2 separate regions of the Homo sapiens genome follow, and region 2 is linked to region 1. Evidence: chromatin loops called from intact Hi-C (ENCODE). Cell type or tissue: GM12878. All regions are shown on one strand. Links, peaks and the distances in the headings refer to the core of each region. The heading gives the core; the rest is flanking DNA.

Evidence for each region. A loop is a pair of places that touch in the nucleus more often than their neighbours do. Peaks named below come from ENCODE experiments on the same cell type or tissue, not always from the same donor. Only the 100,000 strongest peaks of a DNase experiment are listed, where the experiment ranks them.
Region 2: a loop joins it to region 1, with 3 times the contacts of the local background. A loop is called at or near these places in 4 of 110 quality-filtered maps.

The regions. Positions count from the first base shown.
Region 1 is chr1:245,895,261-245,906,080 of GRCh38, forward strand. All of the region lies in intron 8 of SMYD3 (SET and MYND domain containing 3), which reads right to left. Among named protein-coding and RNA genes, the nearest start is that of SMYD3-AS1, 210 kb to the right of the region's middle. In GM12878, for the core only: no CTCF peak of the experiment used is centred there; a DNase peak (open chromatin) is centred at 5,941; H3K27ac peaks cover 206 bases.
Region 2 is chr1:245,948,561-245,959,380 of GRCh38, forward strand. All of the region lies in intron 5 of SMYD3 (SET and MYND domain containing 3), which reads right to left. Among named protein-coding and RNA genes, the nearest start is that of SMYD3-AS1, 150 kb to the right of the region's middle. RefSeq lists an enhancer at 1-110. In GM12878, for the core only: no CTCF peak of the experiment used is centred there; DNase peaks (open chromatin) are centred at 4,251, 5,211, 5,741 and 6,031; H3K4me3 peaks cover 2,259 bases; H3K27ac peaks cover 3,171 bases.

The DNA of each region.
Region 1 (10,820 bases), core at 1,951-9,950:
GCAATGTTAGGTTTCAACTAATTAAAAATGGGAATGAACACACGCACACGCACGCACACACTTCTTCAGTTCCCTGTCAAATCTTCCTGAGGACAACATAGTTTGGTTATGATGAAAACTTTAGAAACGGGAAACATTCTGCTTAGATTGTTAAAATTGAGAACAACGCAGAGCTGGTTGGGCTCATCATCCCACCAGGAGACAGTTCTGCTTACAATTTATCTAGCAAAATAGAGTAAGGCAGCAGAAAAAATCTTGGTTTCCTAGTGACCTTTAAGTAAGTGCTCCCATTTCAAATAGACTCAGTACCATAAAAACTTTCTTGGGCTGAGAACTTTCATTTCCTTTGAATATAACTTTTGCGCTAACATTCTTTCATTTCTTCTTCTTCAGACAATCATTGTTTCTTCCTTTCACTCAAACCTGCCTCTGTTCCCCGGTTTTCACGGTTTACAGGGCATAGCCCAGGTGATGTACAGCCCACATGGGAATCAAGGCAGTTCCCACACAGCACCAGCACAAAGTCATTTCTTTGTAGAAGCTGGGCTTCTTCAGGGCTGTGTAACTCATAGGTGTCGTGGAGGGTCTCAGAAGGAAACGAGGGAAGGCAATTCTGTGTTGCAGAAAAAGAGTTTTTCTAAAAAGAAGCTGAAATAATTACCAGAGACAAAAATTAACATTGCTTTATATTTACAGAAGAAACTAAGAGGAAGTAGGCTTAGAATTGTAGCATCAGGGAATGAGAAGTTTATTAAGGCTTCTCCCCACTACAGAACCATTTATTAAACTGTTTCCAGAATGGATACATTTTCACAATGATCCTACTCAATCTCTCTTCATAGAAGGCTCTGTGATAAAAGAAGATATAGATCCCCTGCTCCACAGACGGCTGACACTGGGTAAAAGATGCACACATACTTGGAAGCCCTCAGGAAAATTAGATCATTATCTTCTCGTTTTTTCTTTGCCTCCAAAGACTTAGATTTTTACCTATGTACTCGAAAAGCAACTGCAGACTTCCAATCAAGATGCTGTAAGTTCAAACCTGGAAGCGTTCCCTTCTACTCCAAATCCATAGTAATGACAGGTAAAATATAAAAACAGGAACCAAAAATAGCTTTGCCAAGTCAAAAAAAAAAAAAAAAACAGGCAATGATCTCCCTGGACCAAAAATAGAACAGAAATGCAAAGCAATAAACAAAGCTGAAGCTCCAGGGCCTGAGGTCTGGAAGTAGGTGGCAGTAGGTACAAGCTGAGTGCTGGTGGTTAAACAGGGAATACAAATGTTTCACATAAAAATGGTGAGTACAGTCAACCTTAAAGCTTAAAGCCAGAGAATGGGGTGAGGCTACCTTGCTTGACAAAAGAGGCCGGGATAAACAAAACCAGGGCTGATGACCTGTTCCCCTGTGCTAGATATTTACAGGAAGCTGTGGGCCTGAAGGGGCCAAACAGAGCCATGCTCTCTTGTCTAGGTACACAGCCATGACGCCCACCATCTAGGCAACACTTCTGCACTAGCCTCAGCATCACCGGGGCGCAAGAGGTCCAAATGCCATTAAGTTCTGGTTTTGAACTGGAGGCTGAGGGGCTTGGGGGAGGCAAAACTACCAGACAGAAGGGAAGAGCACAGAAGGAGTGAAAAGAACAAAACAAAAAAACTGTCCACTAAAAATGAGCCTGCCATACAAAATTCCAGAACACTGAGTGAAATGCAATGCTAACCAACTGAAAACAATCAGAACATAAATTCCCTCCAGTAAAATAAACTTCATGGAACTAACACTTAAAAGAAGTGTGATTAGAATACCCAAAGAGATGAATAATGTAGTAGCATGCATTAAAGTAAAAAAGAAGTTATAAAACCAAAATAGGCAGAAATAAAACACAGAGACGTGAAAAAGAACAAATTTGAAATCTTGGAAATAAAAATTGGTCTTTAAGCTGAACCAGTAAGCAGAAAGTATCCCTAGCACCTGACTTAAGGGAGCTCTAAGTTTAAAAACACGGACAAAATGCCAGAAGCTAAAATGGGTTCTCTCTGAGGAGTAGGTCGTGGGCAGGAGCAAGAGAGGAAAGGGGTACCATTGTTTTCAACTGTGTTAGAGTACTTTAATTTTTCAAACTATATACATGTATTACTTTAATAAAAAATCAAAATAAGAAATGTAAAAGCCCATTTGCAAGAAATAACACTAGTGAAGGATTACCTGAAGGATTTGCAGTCACTGCTTTCCTCCATAGAGACTAAATTGTATTCTTGGAAAGAAACAAACCATCAAAGAGATATGATCTTAGATTACCTAATTTTTCACGCTTCTAGTTACCTCTTTTATTAAGAAGTATTAATTTGGCTGGGCACGGTGGTTCACACCTGTAATCCCAGCACTTTGGGAGGCCAGGGCGGGTGGATCACTTGAGGTCAGGAGTTCGAGACCAGCCTGGCCAACATGTTGAAACCCCATCTCTACCAAAAAGTATAAAAAATTAGCCAGGTGTGGTGGTGCGCGGCGCCTGTAATCCCAGCTATTCAGGGGGCAAGGCAGGAGAATTACTGAAACCTGGGAGGCAGAGGTTGCAGTGAGCTGAGATTGTGCCACTGCACTGCAGCCTAGAAGACACAGTGAGACTGTCTCCAAAAAAAAAAAAAGTATTGTCAATCAGCTATGATGAAGAATATTATAGAAATCAGTGATTTCACTCGCTGTGGAAGTCCAGTAAGAATGCTTTGTGAGTGCCTCAGGCCTCAGTGCAGGGAAAAACTGCTCTGGCTGTGTTTTCCTTCTTAGGGCTACTGTGAATTTTGAAAGTAGTCTTTTAGGTTTGGCTGCTGATACATTAAGGGTAAATTCATCATTTTTCTAGCTGTTATATATTGCTTCTAGGCCTTTTGGTTAAGCTCAAGTGTAGTACTTCTAGCTGTTACATAAAGGATCATATGGTATAAATTCTGCATACTAAACTACTTTCATCTTATTTGTCACTTTTATTTCTCAAACGAAAATAAAATTTATTGCTGTTGTATTACATATGCAAGTAGATACATATATACATGTGTATGTATCCTTGTGAATGTGTGCGTGTAAGCTACTTCAAAATCTTTTGGGTGGAGGAAAGGGAACAATTAGATAAAGGAAATTGGTATTTTGAAACAGAAAAAGGGAACAAAAGCAGGTTGAATGTTAGGGTCGCAACTAGAGAGCACTGAATGGCAACCTATGAGTATGAAGTTGATCCTGAGTGCTAAAGATAATGCTGAATGCTTGAACATTTCTGAGCAAAGTAACAACATGAGAATAGTGGCATCTGAGAGAGTTTACCTAAAACAGTGTGTGCCAAGGATGAAAAGAAAGAAATTGAGAGCCCGGTGAATAATCAGGGGCTATTTCAATAACCTAGCAGTGAGGCAACAGAGCTTTGATAGACTGATAGACATGGTGTTTCAAAAGAATTAACTCTAACAGGACTTAGGAAAGAAAAATTGACATGGCAAGTAATCATAGCTTGTTTGTTTTTTGCAACAAGGCATGTGACATCCAAAGCAGCACGCTATGTTCTTGCCACAAACTTATGGAAACAATCAATTCCATTTGGTCTGTTCAGCTCCTATTGCCTTGGATTCTGACCTGGGCAAGCCATGAGGACCCAAATCATTCAAAAACCTCCCTCAGAAGGTAAGTTTTATTTTTTTCCAGAAATTAAGCTGCAGCTGATTACAAATGACAACTGTAAATATGCAAATTATACTTGCTATTAAAAGGGTTCCTGCCTTCCTGAAACAAAATACTGTGTAAGTCCAATAATATGCAGATGTAGACACATAATAAATATTGCTTGATGCAGAAAACTGGTGAGATGAATTTTCTAGGTTCCAAGAAAAGCAGAAAAATAAGCTTGGAAACTTTAAATCCAGGAACTGAAAATTAATTTTGATTGAACTAATGTTGAATTTATGATCTTTTGGGAATGCACTAAGCTGAATTTACCTCTGTATTTTTTTTTGAGGCAAATTGATAGTACAGAGATCTCAGAGGAGTGTTTATATCACTAAACAAAATTCTCAAATAGAAACTTAAAAATACAACTGAAAAATTAGTTGCAAACTAAGTTTATATTCTCATCTAAGTACATACTCTACTCTCTTCCACTAGAAAATATTTCATGGAAACATGGGAAAACAGGAGCGGGGAGGGGCCCTATGGCTGTCTAGTGTAATTCTTTAATGTTACAGAGGATGGAACGAATCCAGAGAGGTTCAATGACTTGCCCAGGACCATTCAATGTGTTAGATACAGCATGGACTATAATCCAGCAGAGTAATCAAGTACTGTTTTCATGACACCATTAGACCCATCTCAATATTTTAATGGTCAATGTTATATGTTAACTTGAGTGGGCCACAGGGTGCCCAGATATTTGGTCAAACATTATTCATAGAGTGTCTGTGAGAGTATTTCTTTATGAGCTTGCCATTGGAATCCACAGACTCAGTAAAGGAGTCTGCTCTCTCTGGTGGCACTTAACTAACCAGCTGAAGGCCTGAGTGGAACCAAAAGGCTGCAATTCCCTCAAGTAAAAGCAAAAGAGAATTCCTCCTGGCTTACTGCTTGAGTTGGACTGATCAGTTCTTCTTGGAACTTGGGCCTGCCAGCTTTTGGAACAGAACTTACACCACTGGCTCTCCTGGTTCTCAGGGCTTCAGACTTGTCCTGAAACTATACCATGGCTCTTCTGGGTCTCCAGCTTGCCAACTGCAGATCTTGAGACTTCTCAACCTCCATAATCAGGTGAGACAATTCCTTAGAATAAATCTGTTTCTCCACCCCATCTTGTTGGTTCTCCTTCTCTGAAAAACCCTAATTTTAATATTAAACGAATCTTTAGCTCAATAGAGTAAAGAAAATGGTCTCAGTGGGTATGGTAGACATTATGCACTAGCTACCCAAAATCCATTTAACACCTCTCTTTTCTCTTGACTTCCTCTTGCATAAAGGCTAAAAAGCTAAAATACAGTTCCTAGCCTCTTCTATAGCTAAAGGTGGCCATATGACACCATTCTGAACAACAAAGTAAATGACATCATTTTTGAGCAATAAAGTGTAGGTAGATATCCTTAGGAGGTCTTCCCTTTGCTCTTTGCCTCTTATTACCCCATCTTTTTTCTCCAGAGCTTAGATACACTGACTGGGGTTTGGAAGCATCAGTCATCTTCAGACTGTAAGGACAAACCCACATGCTAGGGATGACTATGGAGGAAGACAGAAGGATTTCAGGTCCATGATGAGATCTATGAGTCGCTGCTGTCATCTTGGATTACTTCTCCAGAATTTTTAGAACATGCACCCCACCTACTAAAGCTACGTTTAGTTGGGCTATCTGTTATTTATAGCCAAATCCTTTCCTAATATACTATTGCAGCCCAGATGTCACCTGTTACAATAAAACTAAGATCACTATGACCCCCATTTTAATAAAAGATCATCATTCATTCACTCAAGAATTTTCTGAAGATCCACCATATTCATGGCACCTAAGAGGAACTAAATTCAAGAGCCTTCTCATTTCCAACCAAGGATGCTGGTGGAAAGCTACCTTGCTAACATTCCAGATCATGGTCTGGGAGGAATCCCAGGGCAGTTTCCCATGATTTCTGTCATTCTTGCCTGTGGCAAAAGGCTAACAATAAAGTAGATTGAATCTTCAGGAGCTATTAGAATATTCAACTTTTCCCACTTAATTCCCTTATTTTCAAAAGTTCTTCTTAAGGCAAAATGGATCATGTTCATGGACTCCTGCAGCATTAGAATGAGCTCAGGGTCCTTTCTCATGCAGTGAGAGCAACTACCTCTCTTGATTCATGTTGCCAATGGGAGTTACAGTGAGTTGTGGTATACTGGCAGGAGCATTAGGTTTAGTCATGACATCTGGGTGTCAGACTTGGTTTTGCCACTTTTTCCTTTAAGTCCCAGGGGTAAGTCCTGGGATAAGTCTCAGAGGCATATCTCTGAACCTTTCCGAGTTTCACTTCCTAATTTACTTATAATTACTCAGACCAAGAAAGATAACAATTACGAAAGAATTCTAGTGAGGTAAACATTCTTCCAAAGTAAGATTTCTTTAGACAATCTGATTATGTGAAATATTTCATATTGGACCTAAAAATAAGTAGGTCCAACATGAAAAAGGTATATGAGTAACAGAAGAAAAGTCCATTCATTATCTTCATGGCATTTACTTTGTCTCTCCTTTCTCAGAGTAAAAGTTGTTACATAAGTGATCTCAATCTAATAATGTGCTGCAGTGGAAAAGCCTTATGGAGCAAATGTTAAAGAAACAGAGAGACATCATCAAGATGGCTGACTAGAGGCAGCTGGCACTCATCTCCTCCACCAAAAAGAAGGAAAACAGTCAGCAGATAACCACAGGTTAAACAGAGCATCTAAGAGGGAACAATGGAATTCAGCACAAAAGGGACAGGGACTCTCCAAGGCACAGAGAAAGAGGGAAGATAAGCAGCAGTCTCAGCCGGGATTGGCTCAGAGCCAGGAAAGGCTCCCCATTGTAGGGAAAAGGTAAGCAAGAAATCTCCAGTTGTCCACATTACCACCACAGATGCCTGCCATCCTAGCCACAGGAGAGCTGCTCAGCTTCACAGGCCCTGAGCCTAGTATAGGGAGTTGACTGGAGTCCATCATGGAATTGTTCCCAAGGGCATTCATGCTGCATTCTAGTCACCCCTCAGGACCCAAGGTGCTGTGGCATGGCACCATTTTAAGAGCCCAGCAACAACCAGACTATATCCTGCCCTGGACCCCAGAAGCCCCTCCATTCCACATCCCTGGAATGCCACTGATATTCCCCCATATCCACTCAGAGGGCTGCAGTATCATGAGGCCAGCTGGACCAAGTGGTACAGCCAGATATCCAGTACTCTAGCCCACACTGTGTCCTATACCCTGGGGACCAGCAGAACCAGTGCACCAGGGAGGCTGCCCCCATGACAAATGGAGCTGAAGCACATTTTCCTCAAAGCATGGGAGCTGCCTGCCTGGGGCCACTGCCACCTACAGCGATGCCACCCCTTCCAAGGACAAGGCCACCACACACCTGTACATGCCTTCAGGGGACCTGAGAACCAGCTCTCTGGGGCACAATGTCCAGAGGCCCCATCTGTATCCTATCTGGGGGCTGGAAGATAGGATAAGCCTGCACATGGCATCAAGGAAATTGAGGACAGGCCTGGGTCAACCCATCTCCAGTGGTGCCATATGCACCATTACAAGGCCTGCAGACAGTCTCATGTCATTTAGACACCTAAGGACCAGAATGCCTGGCCCACTGCCACCATCACCAGTACCTACATGTGCCAACAAGGGGCCTAAGAACCAGCCCACCTGGTGTCTCCATCCCCAGCAAAGGTTGCCCAAGCCTCCACTAACAATCACAGCCTAAGCCACTAAAGAACCTGTGATCACTGCTGACACTGATTATGGACAAAGAAATAATATGAAGACCACAGTACTGTTCCTACCCAAAATCAGAGCTAAAGAACTCTACCCAACAAATACTGTAAATATATCTACATGAAAAAGTCATTCTCTATGAAAGCCAATCCAAAAACTTAGAAGAAGCAATTATGACACCAGATGCACAGACGTAAGGACACGAGAAATGCGAAAAAGAAAACATGACACCTACAAAGCAACACAATAATTCTTCAGAAAAAGATATCAAAGAAAAGGAAATCTATGATATGCTTGAAACGAAATGCAAAATAATGACCTCAAGGAAACTCAGTGATATACAAGAGAACACAGGTAAAACAATATGAAAAACTCAGAAAAGCAGTTAATGATCTGAATAAATTCAAAGAGATATCGTAAAAAGAACCAAAGAGAAATCCTAAGACTGAAGAATTCAATGAACAAAATTAAAAAATATAATCGAGAAGCTTCAACAATAGGCTAGATCATGAAGAAGGAATTTCTGAATTGAAGGCAGAGCTTTTGAAATAACACAGTCCAAAAAAGGTGAAAATCTAACAAAAAAGAATGAAGAAAGCCTAAGTGACATATCGGACATCATAAAGTAAAAAGTATTCAAATACCGAAATTTCCAAAAGGAGAAGAAATTATAAAAGTCAGAGAAAACAGGCAGAGCAAGATGCTGGAATAGAAAGCTTCACCAATTGCCCCCACCCCCACAAGGACACCAAGTTAACAACTATCCACACAGAAAAAAACACCTTCATGAGAACCAAACGCCAGATGAGCATTCACAGTACTGGCTTTTAACTTCCTATTGCGAAAAGGGGCACTGAAGACATAGAACAAACTGTCCTGAATCGCCAGTGCCACCTCTCCCTGACCCCCAGCAGTGGTGCGTGGTGACAAGAGCATCTCTGGGTGCTAGGGAAGGGATGATATAGTTTGGCTCCGTGTCCTTACCCAAATCTCATCTGGAATTGTAACTGGGGCTTGCATCCCCTGAAATAACAGCCTGAGCTGTACCTTGGCCTCTTTTACCCACAGCTGGAGCAGGTGGGATGCCCCAAGTCCCGAGGCTGCACACTGCAGGGGGGCCCTGGACCCTGCCCATAAAACCATTTTTTACCTCCTAGGCCTCTGGGCCTGTGATGGGAGGGGCTGCTGTGAAAGTCTCTGAGATGCCCTAGAGACATTTTCCCCGCTGTCTTGGTGATTAACATTTGGCTCCTTGTTTCTTATGCAAATTTCTGTAGCCAGCTTGAATTTCTCCCCAGAATATGGGTTTTTCTTTTCTACCACATCGTCAGGCTGCAAATGTTGACTCCATGTCTCACATCCAGGTCATGTGGGGATTATGGGAAGTACATCTTGAATTGTAATCCCCATAATTCTCACAGGTCAAGGGAAGAACCTGGTGGGAGGTGATTGGATCATGGGGGCTGTTTTCCTGAGACGGGGGTGAGTTCTCATGAGATCTCATGGTTTTATAAGGTGCTCTTCCTGCTTTGCTCTTCGTTTTCTCTCTCATCTGCCACCATGTAAGACATGCCTCTTCCTCTTCACTATGATTTTAAGTTTCCTGAGGCCTCCCTAACCATGTGGAACTGTGAGACAATTAAAACTCTCTTCTTTGTAAATTACCCAGTCTCAGGTAATATCTTCATAGCAGTGTGAAAACAGACTCATACAAGGAAGAATACAGCAATTGTGAGGCACTGAACTCAGTGCTGTCCTGTTAGAGGAGAAAGGAAAAGCAAACCAAACTCACCTGATGTTGCCCACAGAGGGAGCATTTAAACTAGCCCTAGCCAGGGGGCAATCTCCAATCCCAGAGGTCCGAACTTGAGTGCCTGCAAACCTCACCACTGAGGGCCAAAGTACTGTTGGCCTCTAAGTAAACCTGAAAGGCAGTCTAGGCCATAACGACTGCAACTCGTAGGCAAGTCCTACAGCTGAACTAGGCCCAGAGACAGTGGACTTAGGGGGCATGCGACATACTGAGGCACCAGCTGGGACAGCCGAGAGAGTGCTGGCGTCACCCCTCCCCTGGCCCCAGGGTGCACAGCACCTGGCTCCAAAAGAGACCCCTTCCTTCTGCTTGAGGAGAGGACAGGGAAGAGTAGGGAGGACTTTGTCCTGCATCTTGGATACCAGCTCAGCCACAGCAGGAGAGGGCACCAGCAGAGTCGTGAGGCCCCCATTCCAGACCGTAGCTCCCAGATGACATTTCTAGACATACTCTGAGCCGGAAGGGAAGCCGCTGCCTTGAAGGAAACAACCCAGTCCTGCCAGCATTCATCACCTACTAACTGAAGAACCCTTGGGCCCCGAATAACCAGCAGTGACACCCATGAATTACATCGAAGGCCTTGGGTGAGTCTCCGGGACTTGCTGGCTTCAGGTGAGACTCAGCACATAACCAGCTGTGGTAGCTACAGGGCAAAACTCCTTCTGTTTGAGAAAAGCAGAGAGAAAAATAAAAGGGACTCAACTACCAACATCTTAGGTACCAAGAACCCCAAGAATGGGTTCCTGGGGTCCCTGACTCCAAGACTTGAGTCTTAGCATTTCTGGGCCTGCCTTCGGCCGGAGGGCAGTCCTCTCCCCTGACTAGAGTCCCAAATCCCTGCAACATTCACCACGAGCTGACTTTAGAGACCTTGGGCCTTAAGGGAATGTTGGCAGTAATCTGGCAATACTCCATGTGGCCAGGGGTAAAGGTGGCTGCGGGGTGAGGCTCCTGTGCCTTTGGAAAAAGGAGGGAAGACTGAGAAAGATTGAGTCTTACAGTTTTAGTGCCAGCTCAGTCGTAATACAAAAGAATACCAGGTAGACTTTTAAGGTCTGACTCCCAGACAGTACTTCTGGACCCACCTGGGGCCTGGGGGACCTCATGGCCCTGAAGGGAAGGGCATAGGCCTTGCTGGCTTTGCCACCTGCTGATTGTAGAGCCCCAGACCCTTGAGCAAACACAGTCAGCAGCCAGGGAGTGGTTACAGCAGGTCTTGGGCGAGACCCAGCACTGTGCTGGCTTCAGGTCTACATAAAAGCAGAAACATGGAACAATGGAACACAACAGAAAACCCAGAAACAAATATACACACCTATGGTGAACTAATTTTTGATAAAAGTGCCAAGAACATAGAAAAGACAGTCTCTTCAATAAATGATGCTGGGAAAACTGGATAGCCATATGCAAAAGAATGAAACTACACCACTATCTCTCACCATATACAAAAATAAAATCAAATGGATTAAAGACTTAAATCTAAGACCTCAAACTATAAAACTACTACAAGAAAATATTAAGGAAAATCTCCAGGACACTGGGCT
Region 2 (10,820 bases), core at 964-8,963, 52 kb after region 1:
CACATACTGCTCGAGTCCTAAGCAGCTACAGCACAGCACCATTTTGAGGGCCCAGCTTCCACCAGGCAGCATCCTGCCCTGGGCCCCAAATAGCCCTTGAATGTCCACATTCCTGGAGCCCCATTGATATCCTCCACCACAGCCACTGCTGGCTCCTGCTGCTGCCAGGGCTGAAGCACAAGCCACTAGCAGTGACCCTGTGGCCCCAGCAGCAAGGCCACCATGCACATACAAGTACCCTAGGACAGGTTAACCCACCTGCAGCCACCACCTAGGACCAAAGCACACACTCTTCAGGACACCTGGCCCAGTTCCACCAGCCCCAGTGACCAGGCAAGCCATGCAAAGGCCTGGGGATTGCCCTACCCCGTCCATCCACCACTGTGGGCAGCTGAGCAGTTCCTCTGCAAGCCTGAGGATGGGCCTGCCCGACCTGCCGCTACCAGCACATCTAGCATCCATTGCATGTGCCAACTGCAGGCCTAAGGACCGGACTGCCCAGCCGGGTGCAGCCAACACCAACACTGGCCACTTGGGAGCCAGGGGATCCTCCTGCCATTGCTACTGCCATTGCCTATGCCACGCCCATTGCCCAGACGCCCAAGGACCCTCCCACCCAGCACACTGATGCCACCTACCACCAGCACCCAAGCAAGCCAACTGGATGCCCAAGAACTGACATGCCTAGACTTGCTAACGTGGATGCCAGTGTACACAGCCTTGAGGCCAAGGACAGGCACATTTAGCCCACCACCGCCACCGTGGGGCCCAAGGACTGGTGCGCCCGGGGTCCCTGTCCCCAGCAAAATTTCACTGCAGCTTCTGCTAACAACCACACCACCCAGAGCCACTGAGGAAATTATAGACACCACGGATGCCGATACAGCCAAAAAAGAAAAAGAAAAAAAATCATATGGAGACTACACTACCGTGCGCACCCAGAACCAAAACCAAAGTACCCAACCAAGGCCGGATGCGGTGGCTCACGCCTGTAATCCCAGCACTTTGGGAGGCCAAGGCGGTGGATCACTTGAGGTCAGGAGTTCAAGACCAGCCTGGCCAACATGGTGAAACCCTGTCTTCACTAAAAATACAAAAATTAGCCAGGCGTGGTGGCACACACCTGTAGTCCCAGATACTTGAGAGGCTGAGGTGGAAGAATCTCTTGAACCTGGGAGGCACAGGTTGCAGTGAGCCAAGATTGTACCACTGGACTCCAGCCTGGGCAACAGAGTGAGACCCTGTCTCCAAAAAAAAGAAACCCACCCCCCCCACCCCCACCCAACCAACCAAGAAACAACAAATTAAAAAACACAGTGCCCAACCCAAACACCACTATAGACCTATCTTCAGGAAAAATCCTCCCCTGTGAATGCAAATTTAAAAAACTGGAAGGAGCACAAGTCACTGTCTGTGGAAGAGAAAGCGAAAAATAAATAAAACAATTTAAAAATGGATAATAAATAAATGGAAGAAGCAATTGTTAGACCAGGAGTGCAGACATCAATTTAAGGACACAAGAAACATGACAAAAGCAAGGACATATGACTAAGAAATACATTAATTCTCCAGCAACAGGTTCCAAAGAAAAAGAAATTTAAAACATTTTTATTAAGTAGTAAAAGAAGCCTGACCTAATACTGTTAGGTGAGGTTAGCCAGAATCCCCCTTACCTGGATATTTCCTCTTGGTAATTTTCCATCTACCGACCCCCACACTGCCCCTTGGCTACCAATTCCCACGTGCCCACAATGTATTTGGAGCTGAGCCTAATCTTTCTCCCCCAGTGCAAGACCTGGTTGCAGTGGTCCCTGTACCTATCGCCATGGTCCTGTGCTTTAACAAACAGGACTGAGTATTTTTTTCTGTAACAGCAGGATCTGAGTACAGGTTGTTGGTGTCACCACAGCCACACTAGGCCCTGAACGTCTGACCACCCCCTGTTCTTGGAGCCTCAGTCACTACACAGATTGGCTCGCTCTGGCCTTCTTGACTCTTAACATTGCCCAGAAGGATTCACCACCACTTTCAGCGTCATAGTTCTTTGCTTTCACCATTCCGAGTCGGTCGTCATAGAATATGCTATCATATGTCACTCAAAATCCAAAATATGCCTCCGATATAAAGTTACACTGCTTATGCCAAGTCAGTGGTCTTGCCAAATGTGGCCATACTCTGGAGGTGACTTTGTGCACATATGTTCCCAGTATTTTCTATCCATGCTCAGTTAAGCAGTGCCATTTCCCTTGGCACAGAGTTTAAATTAGTTATTTGCAAACGTAAATTCACATTTCTTTTTCACCTATCACACCGCTCTCTCTAAATAACAGAGTAAAAACACTTACGCAGATAATTTGGGTAGGGAAACTGGGGATGGATTTCACAGTCATTCATCATTAGCCTGACAAGTCTTTGAGTTAGGGATTGAACACTCCGGCATATTAGTTGGCTATTTGTTATTGAGAGCACCAGCTCTCAAGATCACAGGACATATAAGGTAAGTGATGAAGGATACACAATGGCATTTAGAGAAACTACACAAGAACTGAAGAAAAACAAGGAGGCACATTGTTTCTGCATCACTCTTATTACCTGCAAACCAGGGGATGGATAATTTAAAATACCAGCGGAGTCCACGGCAGCCGACAGCCTGTTACCTTCCTTGGTTACAGAAAGATGCGGGGGTGAATTACCCACTCCATGGCTGCTTTACCGCGATGCACAGTACACGTCAGATCTCTTGAAAATACTCGTCGTGGCTCACTTTGGGAGGCTGAGGCGGGTGGATCACGAGGTCAGGAGATCGAGACCATCCTGGCTAACACGGTGAAACCCCATCTCTACTAAAAATACAAAAAATTAGCTGGGCGAGGTGGTGCACGCCTGTAGTCCCAGCTACTCGGGAGGCTGAGGCAGGAGAATGGCGTGAACCCGGGAGGCAGAGCTTGCAGTGAGCCGAGATCGCGCCCCTGCACTCCAGCCTGGGTGACAGAGCGAGGCTCTCTCTCAAAAAAAAAAAAAAACAATTGCCATGATATAGTCAATTCCTACCTCCTACGAGTCTGACTGTGCTGCTTGTGATCTGACCAGGAGAACTCTCCACTTTTCCCCTGTGTTGTCCTTTTTCATAATCCCTGCTTAGTAATCACTTCCACCAAGAAGAAACGTCTCAACTTTCTCATGTGTGAGATTCAACCAGTCACCCTACTCTTCATTATTACAAACAAAAGGTCAAGTTCTCCTTTTCTTGAGTTATATACAGATTTAATTAGTTATTTCTAATAAAAAATAAAATTCCACATGATCCTTTCTTTCCCTCTAGCTTTATTTTGCACAAATGCTCTCATTTCCCCCCTACATCTAAATGCAAAACAGAATATATTCACTAAAGGAATCAGGGTTTGATGATTACAGCAAACAACTGCATTTGCATATGTGAGGTTTCCAACTTTGAATTCAAAGACAATAAATAGCAAAATGATTTAGATTAGAATTTGCCGTTTCTGGAAAAAAAATGTTATCAATGACAGGAAAAGAAATGTTGGTGTCAAAGAAAATAAAACAGAAATACCTGTAAATAAAGATGAGTATCTATCAATTATACCATGATAAAGCTGGGTGGGAGGGAGATTATTACTGTAAAACTTGTTTGAAGGGGAAAAAATTAACCAAAGCATTATCAATAAACGACTAAAAAGCTGAAACGTAAGGATCACTTTGGGAAATGAAGCAAAATCAAACACCAGGAAACAAGGCATGAAAAGAAAAGGATTAAGGGAACAGATGAGTTGATGACAAAAAAGTTACAAAGACCAGGAGGAAAAAGAAATATGAGAATTACCGATTGTAATAAAGAAAAAGAAAAAGACTGACAAGCATAGGAAAAAAAATGACGTTTTTATGGCTGCTTGATGATAGTTCAGTCCATTGTCAACCTAACTAGAATCAATCAGAAAGCCGATCCTCAGAAGCAAATGAGTGAAGAGGCCTCTGGGTAAAGGCTGAGAGTACTGGTTGATGGGCATCACTGTTACCACTGTTCTCACCTAACTTGAGAAGATTGTGATACTAGCTCCCCAAATGCTCCTGTTAATGGCATGTACCCTACTCTTAGCAGGTCTCACATTCTGTGCAAAAACACTGAAAGTCAACATAATATGTTTTGTAGTGTAATGGAGACAGATCAGGTTTTTACTAAGCTAAAAGGAGATACAGCCTTGGCTACGCACTCGAGCAGAACGCTGTGAAAACGCATACTAAAATGATGAGCCTGAACTCCCCACATACCCTCAAGTGCATACAGGGTTGTGTCTCTGCAAAAGCCTCTACCCATTGAGGTTTCCTTGTGCAGGGGATAGTCTGTATCTAGATGCTATATCAAGGTGAAGATCAAGTATCTTTAGTTTTCATAAAATACTAGATTCCAAACAGAAAGGTAATTATCAGACAGAGTAGGTGGCAATTAGAGGCTGAGCAGGAGGCTCTAAGAATCTAAAAGGAATTTGGTCGGCATGTGATCATGAAATCCCCAAAACATTCCAGAAAGTGATAAAAATAAACACCTTTGGGTAAAGTGTTATTTCCCCAAAGAGGAATTGAAGCTAGTTAGATCTCTTTGGTCATAATATATATTATCAGTATATCTGGAGAAAGAAACAAAGCAAGATTACCTTTTCTTCTTCTTCTTCCATAGTTTAAATTTGCTACATTGGGAAACTTCACTGCACATTAATATATCAACTCCAACTAGACCAAAATCTTTCAATTAACTAAAAACATTTTTTAGGATGTAACTCTGAAAAAAATAAAAAGTGAGAAAAAGCAAACATAAAGTAAACTGGCTTAAAAGTAGGGTTCAGTTTGTTTTGTTTTGTTTTTGAGACAGAGTCTCGCTCTGTCACCCAGGCTGGAGTGCAGTGGTGTGATCTCGGCTCACTGCAAGCTCCGCCTCCTGGGTTCAAGCAATTCTCTGCCTCAGCATCCTGAGTAGCTGGGATTATAGGCGCCTGACACCACGTCTGGCTAATTTTTTGTATTTTTAGTACAGACAGGGTTTCACCATCTTGGCCAGGCTGATCTTGAACTCCTGACCTCATGATACACCAGCCTTGTCCTCCCAAAGTGCCGGGATCACAGGCATGAGCCACCGTGCCTGGCCAAGTAGGGTTCAGTTTTTAAAAATAAACAGCAGCAACAACAAAAACCCCACATGTACTTTCAAAAGTATGTTCTGTGATTACTCTTGTGCCTGGTTCTTCAAACAAACACAGGACTTTTCACAAATGAAGCCTGCATGTTCAATGCTGAATAAGATTAAAACGTGTTTAGCTCATTGTACCTACAGAAACACAACAGAACTTCAGCAAGATTTTCAACAATGATTATTTTAATTTTAAAAAGGATTTTGTGTAACTTTGTTTAAATCTGATAATCCTCTTTACTTCAAAAAATTAAAGAAGAAAGTGAAAGTAATACTTGGAAGCAAAATGAAACTAACACGAAGTGTATCAGGTACTTTTCCACATTAACTCACTGATGTAATTAAATTACAAATGCTCAGCGTCCTAAGGGGTCAACACTGTAATTAGGAAAAGTGTATTTCTCCTTAGTCCTTATACCATTTGCCCTGGTATAAATGCTTGTAGTAAACATTGTTACTCTTTCTCAGACAAGCGTTTTAAAGATGCTAGTTAAAATGTAGTTGGTAGCTAGTTTCCTGAGTCAATATGGCAATTATACCAATAAAATTGCAGATCAAGATGAGCCAGAGGCAGTAAGGAACAGGCCAAAGAAAAACAGGAAGAAAAGGGGACGATAAAGAAAGTGGTAGGCCAGGTGTGGTGGCTCACACACCTGTAATCTTAGCACTTTGGGAGACTGAGGCGGGCAGATTACTTGAGCCTAGATGTTTGAGACCAGCCTGGGCAACATGGTGAAACCCTGTCTCTACAGAAAATGCTAAAACATTAGCCGAGCATGCTGGCAGGCACCAGCAGTCACAGCTACTCAGGAAGCTGAGGTGGAAGGCTCGCTTGAGCCCCCAGGAAGCAGGGGTTGCAGTGAGCCAATATAGCACCACTGCAGCCACTGTCCAGCCTTGGTGACACAGCAAGACTGTCGCAAATTAAATTTTAAAACAGTGGTAGTTTATTCCAAATTCATGTGCTAATCAAATCATATCTCTGTGCCACTCTCACATTCAGCCCTTTCTTCCCGTTTCCACTGCAGGTATTTGTCTCCTGTATTCATTATCTCTTACTTGCAACTTTCCAAGTCAATCTCTCTGGTCCCTGTCTTTTTCCAAACCATTCTTTAAATTGTCATCAGATAAATCTTTTTTAAAAACAGATTTGATTTTACAAAAGAGAAACAGGAGATCTACCCAGTAGTTGCAGAATAAAGACAAAATTCTCTCGTGTGACATCAAACGCCCCCTATAATCTACTCCCATCCTGTGTTTCCCTGCACCCAACACGTATTTCAGTTATCCTGGCTTCTCTGTCATTCCCAAGTCAGGTTGTGGGCCCATGTGGTGTTTTGTTTTTGTTTTTGTTTGAGTCTCGCTCTGTCGCCCAGGCTGGACTGCAGTGGCGCGATCTCAGCTCACTGCAAGTTCCGCCTCCCGGGTTCACGCCATTCTCCTGCCTCAGCCTCCTGAGTAGCTGGGACTACAGGTGCCCGCCGCCATACCTGGCTAATTTTTTTTTGTATTTTTTAGTAGAGACGGGGTTTCACCGCATTAGCCAGGATGGTCTCGATCTCCTGCCTTGGCGTCCCAGAGTGCTGGGATTACCGGCATGAGCCACCGCGCCTGGCCGCCCATGTGGTTTTATGTCTTTTCTTTTTTTTTGGCATATGATTGCCAGGTCATAGCTTTTATATCTTTATTCATAGTTTCCTCTTTTAAAAATATCTTTTTCACTACTGCGATCGCTCATAATTTTATTCATCCTTTAGGATCCGGCTTAAATGTCACCTCCTTCAAGAAACTTTCCTACATCCAAATAGATTTACCTGATACCTGAGTATAGATAGTACAGTATATTGTTATAATTGTTCTATTTTAGTATTATTGTTGTTAATCTACTGTGCCTAAGTTATAAATTAAACTTTATTGTAAGTATGTATACATAAGAAAAAACAGTATACATGAGGTTCAGTACTATCCATGGTGTCAGGCACCCTCTGGGGTACTGGAATGTATCCCCCATGGATAAGGAGGCACTAAGCAACATATTGTATGTTTAGCTTTGCATACTTTTGGCTACTTACAGATGGAATCATACTGCATTGATGATTTTGCAATTTGTTTTGGGTTTTTTTTTTTTTTGGCTCAACATTATATCCTAAGATTCATTTATGTTGATGCATGTTGCTATAGTTTATAGCTGACAGACCTCTTGATGTGTCTTCTAGGAGGCGCTTATGAAGAGAATTTCCATAGGAACACTGTTTGTAAATGCAAAAAATTACAAATGACCCTATGTTCATTACTAGGTTATACAAATAGATAACATTATTTTCTATTTTTTCATTTTTCAGAGATGGGGTCTCATTTTGTTGCCCAGGCTGGTCTCAAACTCCTGGGATCAAGCAATCCTCCTGCCTGGGCCTCCCAAAGTGTTGGGATTATAGGCGTGAGCCACAGTATTCAGCCTCTTGGTATTTTCTATACTAGCACCTACTAATGTATATGGCACATAGTATACTCTCTACAATAAATGCTTTTTAAGATAAACGAATTTGAGAAGAAAAGTTATGTCTGATTCATTGTGGCTTCCTCATCCATAGAGGCCAGCACATGCTCAGATGCTCAGTCAAGATCTGATATTCAGCCACAAAAGGCTAGCAGTGGACAGGCAGGAAATAATCTGAGCTGACACAAGTGAGGGAGCAAAACAGGACGTGTGACGTGTTGGGTGCCTACCCCTAGCGAGGCAGGCAGAGCATTATTTTTTATGAGGTTAATTCCACCTGCTTACTTTTGAGTCCTACAAACCACTGTAGTTCACAAGAATTCCTTTCTTCTCTTGTGACTCTCTGTCTCCCCAGCCTCAGCTAATTCCCTCTCCCTGTCTTTGTCTCCCTCCTTCTACTTCTCCTCCTCCTCCTGTACTACTCCCCTACTCCCCTGGGTATGAGCCTGCTTCGGTACTCTGGGAAGGGTTTAGTGATGGTGGTAAAAACTGACTTCTTGATTTCCTTCCTTGCCTGCCAGCGAAGTCATCTTCCAGCAACTTCTTCCATTCTGTTGGAGCAATGATTTGTCTCTCACTATGCCATCCTTTGGTTTGAACATTGCATACCCATCTTAAGGCAGTTGATCCACCCTGCTTATTGCCTTTTTGGCATATTGGATGCCAGCTCTTGAGCAGAACCAAACCCCTGGAAAACTGATCACCATCTCAACATCTTATTAAACTAATTCTCATTTTGCTAAACTAGAAACGAATCATCAGGCTAACACTGCCAGTGAAGATGCAATGTAAGACAAATTATACCAAACCACCAATAGGCATGTATTCATCTGCAGCACCAGCCAACTACTCTCAAAAGAACTGATACAGAAAATGATGAAAAGGAATTAAATCCAAAAGTAAAGAGACGACTGCCAACTACAGATAAGATTTTCCATGAAATTGAGTATTATTCGGTTCATCTCACTCTGACTTCATTTTATTACAGTTTAGACCTGACTAGCTAAAAAAAGAAAGACCATCGCTTTGACACACAATAGAAGTAAAAATAAAGCTGACATGTCACCCTTTCCTTCATTCCTGTTTTCAATATTCAATCTTCCCCCTTTCCCTTTCCCATCACCTACTACACTCACTTCCACTGTAACATTTCTTTCTCCTCTCTTAGAAAAGATCCTTAGAGGAAATTAAAATGTGGCCAGTCCTTACTCTTTAACGTCAACGTTTCTCTCAGCATGCACTTCTCTAACTTGAGCTATCATTTCACTAAAATAACTCAACTCTTTCTTTTCTGAATCTTCCCTAGCGTTGCTGTATTTCTTACACCCGCTTGGATTCATGCCCACTCGCTGCTCAGGATATATTGTGTCTATACTTGAGTAGGCACAAAATGCTTTTTCAAACAAAACGTATCTGTCATATCAGTACTGTTTCCTCCATATACGTCAACCAAATTAAATAGCTTCCCTGACCTTTTGTCTACTTTCTTTGCCTTCTGAGTATCCTCATCATCTAACTCTTGGCCTGGTAAAACAGGATATGTGGAAAAGTCATAACTTACCTTCCTCATTATTTTCTCTATCAAGCCATAAAAAGTAATAAGGGAAACCTTTACTTTGGGCTTACCTTCACTCCAAAATGTAGAATTGTGTGGTTAGGTTTAAAAAATGACAGAATTCTTGCAAGAAAATGTTAATCTAATGTTAGAACTCCTAGCAGACAAGGTAGGGACGCTGAATGTAATTATTCAGAGACTTTGAGAAAAAAAAAGCGGGGGGGAGAAACAAGCGGGTTTTCTATCTGCAATGAGCCCAGCACTTTATGAGGTGCCTGTCTAGATTCTTTTTTTACCACGAAAGTTGGGAGAAGCTACTATCACCCTCATTTCACAAACGAGGCTTCTAAGGCTCAAAGAGGCTTAAGTGGTGCCAGATATTGAATCCAGGTTTTTCTGATCCTCATGTTCCAAAGCAGGACAAGTTAAATCTGAAAGCATCTTAAGAGGAATGAGCTATAAAATAACATTCTGACAATACAATCATACACGATGCAGACTGCTTATCCATGAAGGCCCTTCACAATCTGGCCTCTGCATCCTTTCCTCACCCTTCCTCTCATCACCGGCCACAAATCTCCCTTTTTCCAGCCCTACAGAACACCATACACCATTTTCTAAAGTGCTGTGCTGATGAATGTACTTTCCACAGGCTCTTTCATTCGTGTGACTGCCCTTTCTCTTGCTTCATCTATCTCCTACTCCAAAACTTAGCTCAAGGGTTGCCTCCTTCAGGAAGCTTTTCCTCATTCTCCAGTCTGATTTAGGTTCTCCTCCTCCGTAGCAAAGTACATACCCCTAACAATACCACTTACCCCACTGAACCATCATTGCTGATTTACTTGTCTGTTTCTTTTACTACTAGGGTTATTCCTAGAAAGAAGAAGCTACATTTTATCCTACTTTGTATCTCTTTCATATAGTACAGTGACTGACACATCATAGGTGCTCCAGACCCCAAATAGAAGAACTGGGACAGAAATCAAAGGGTAGTATATCTGGGATCACCACCCTGGGGGAGTGGGCTATCTCATGAACCAGTATTTAAGCAGAGGCTAGATAATAACTTTCAGGAGCATTAAGAACTCTTTTTTGTTGTTGTTTGGTTTTTTTGAAACAGAGTTTCATTCCGTCTCCCAGGCTGGAGTTTGGTGGCATGATCTCAGCTCACTTCAACCTCCGCCTCCCAGGTTCAAGCGATTTTCACGTCTCAGCCTCCCAAGTAGTTGGGATTATAGGCGTGTGCCACCATGTCCAGCTAATTTTTTGGGTTTTGTTTTTGTTTTTTTAAGGAGAGATGGAGTTTCTCAAAAAACAAACAAACAAACAAACAAAAAACAAACAAACAAACTCTGGCCAGGTTGGTCTCAAACTCCTGGCCTTAAGTGATTGACCTGCCTCAGCCTCCCAAAGGGCTGGGATTACAGGCATGAGCCACCATGCCCGGCCAAGAGCTCTTTACACTAAGTGAGGAGCAGTGTTAGGCAAGCCAAGACATCCATGCTTGCTCTGTTATTCTACGGCTCCCGACAGCTCCAGATCAAAGTTTTCTGATGAAGATGGGCCAA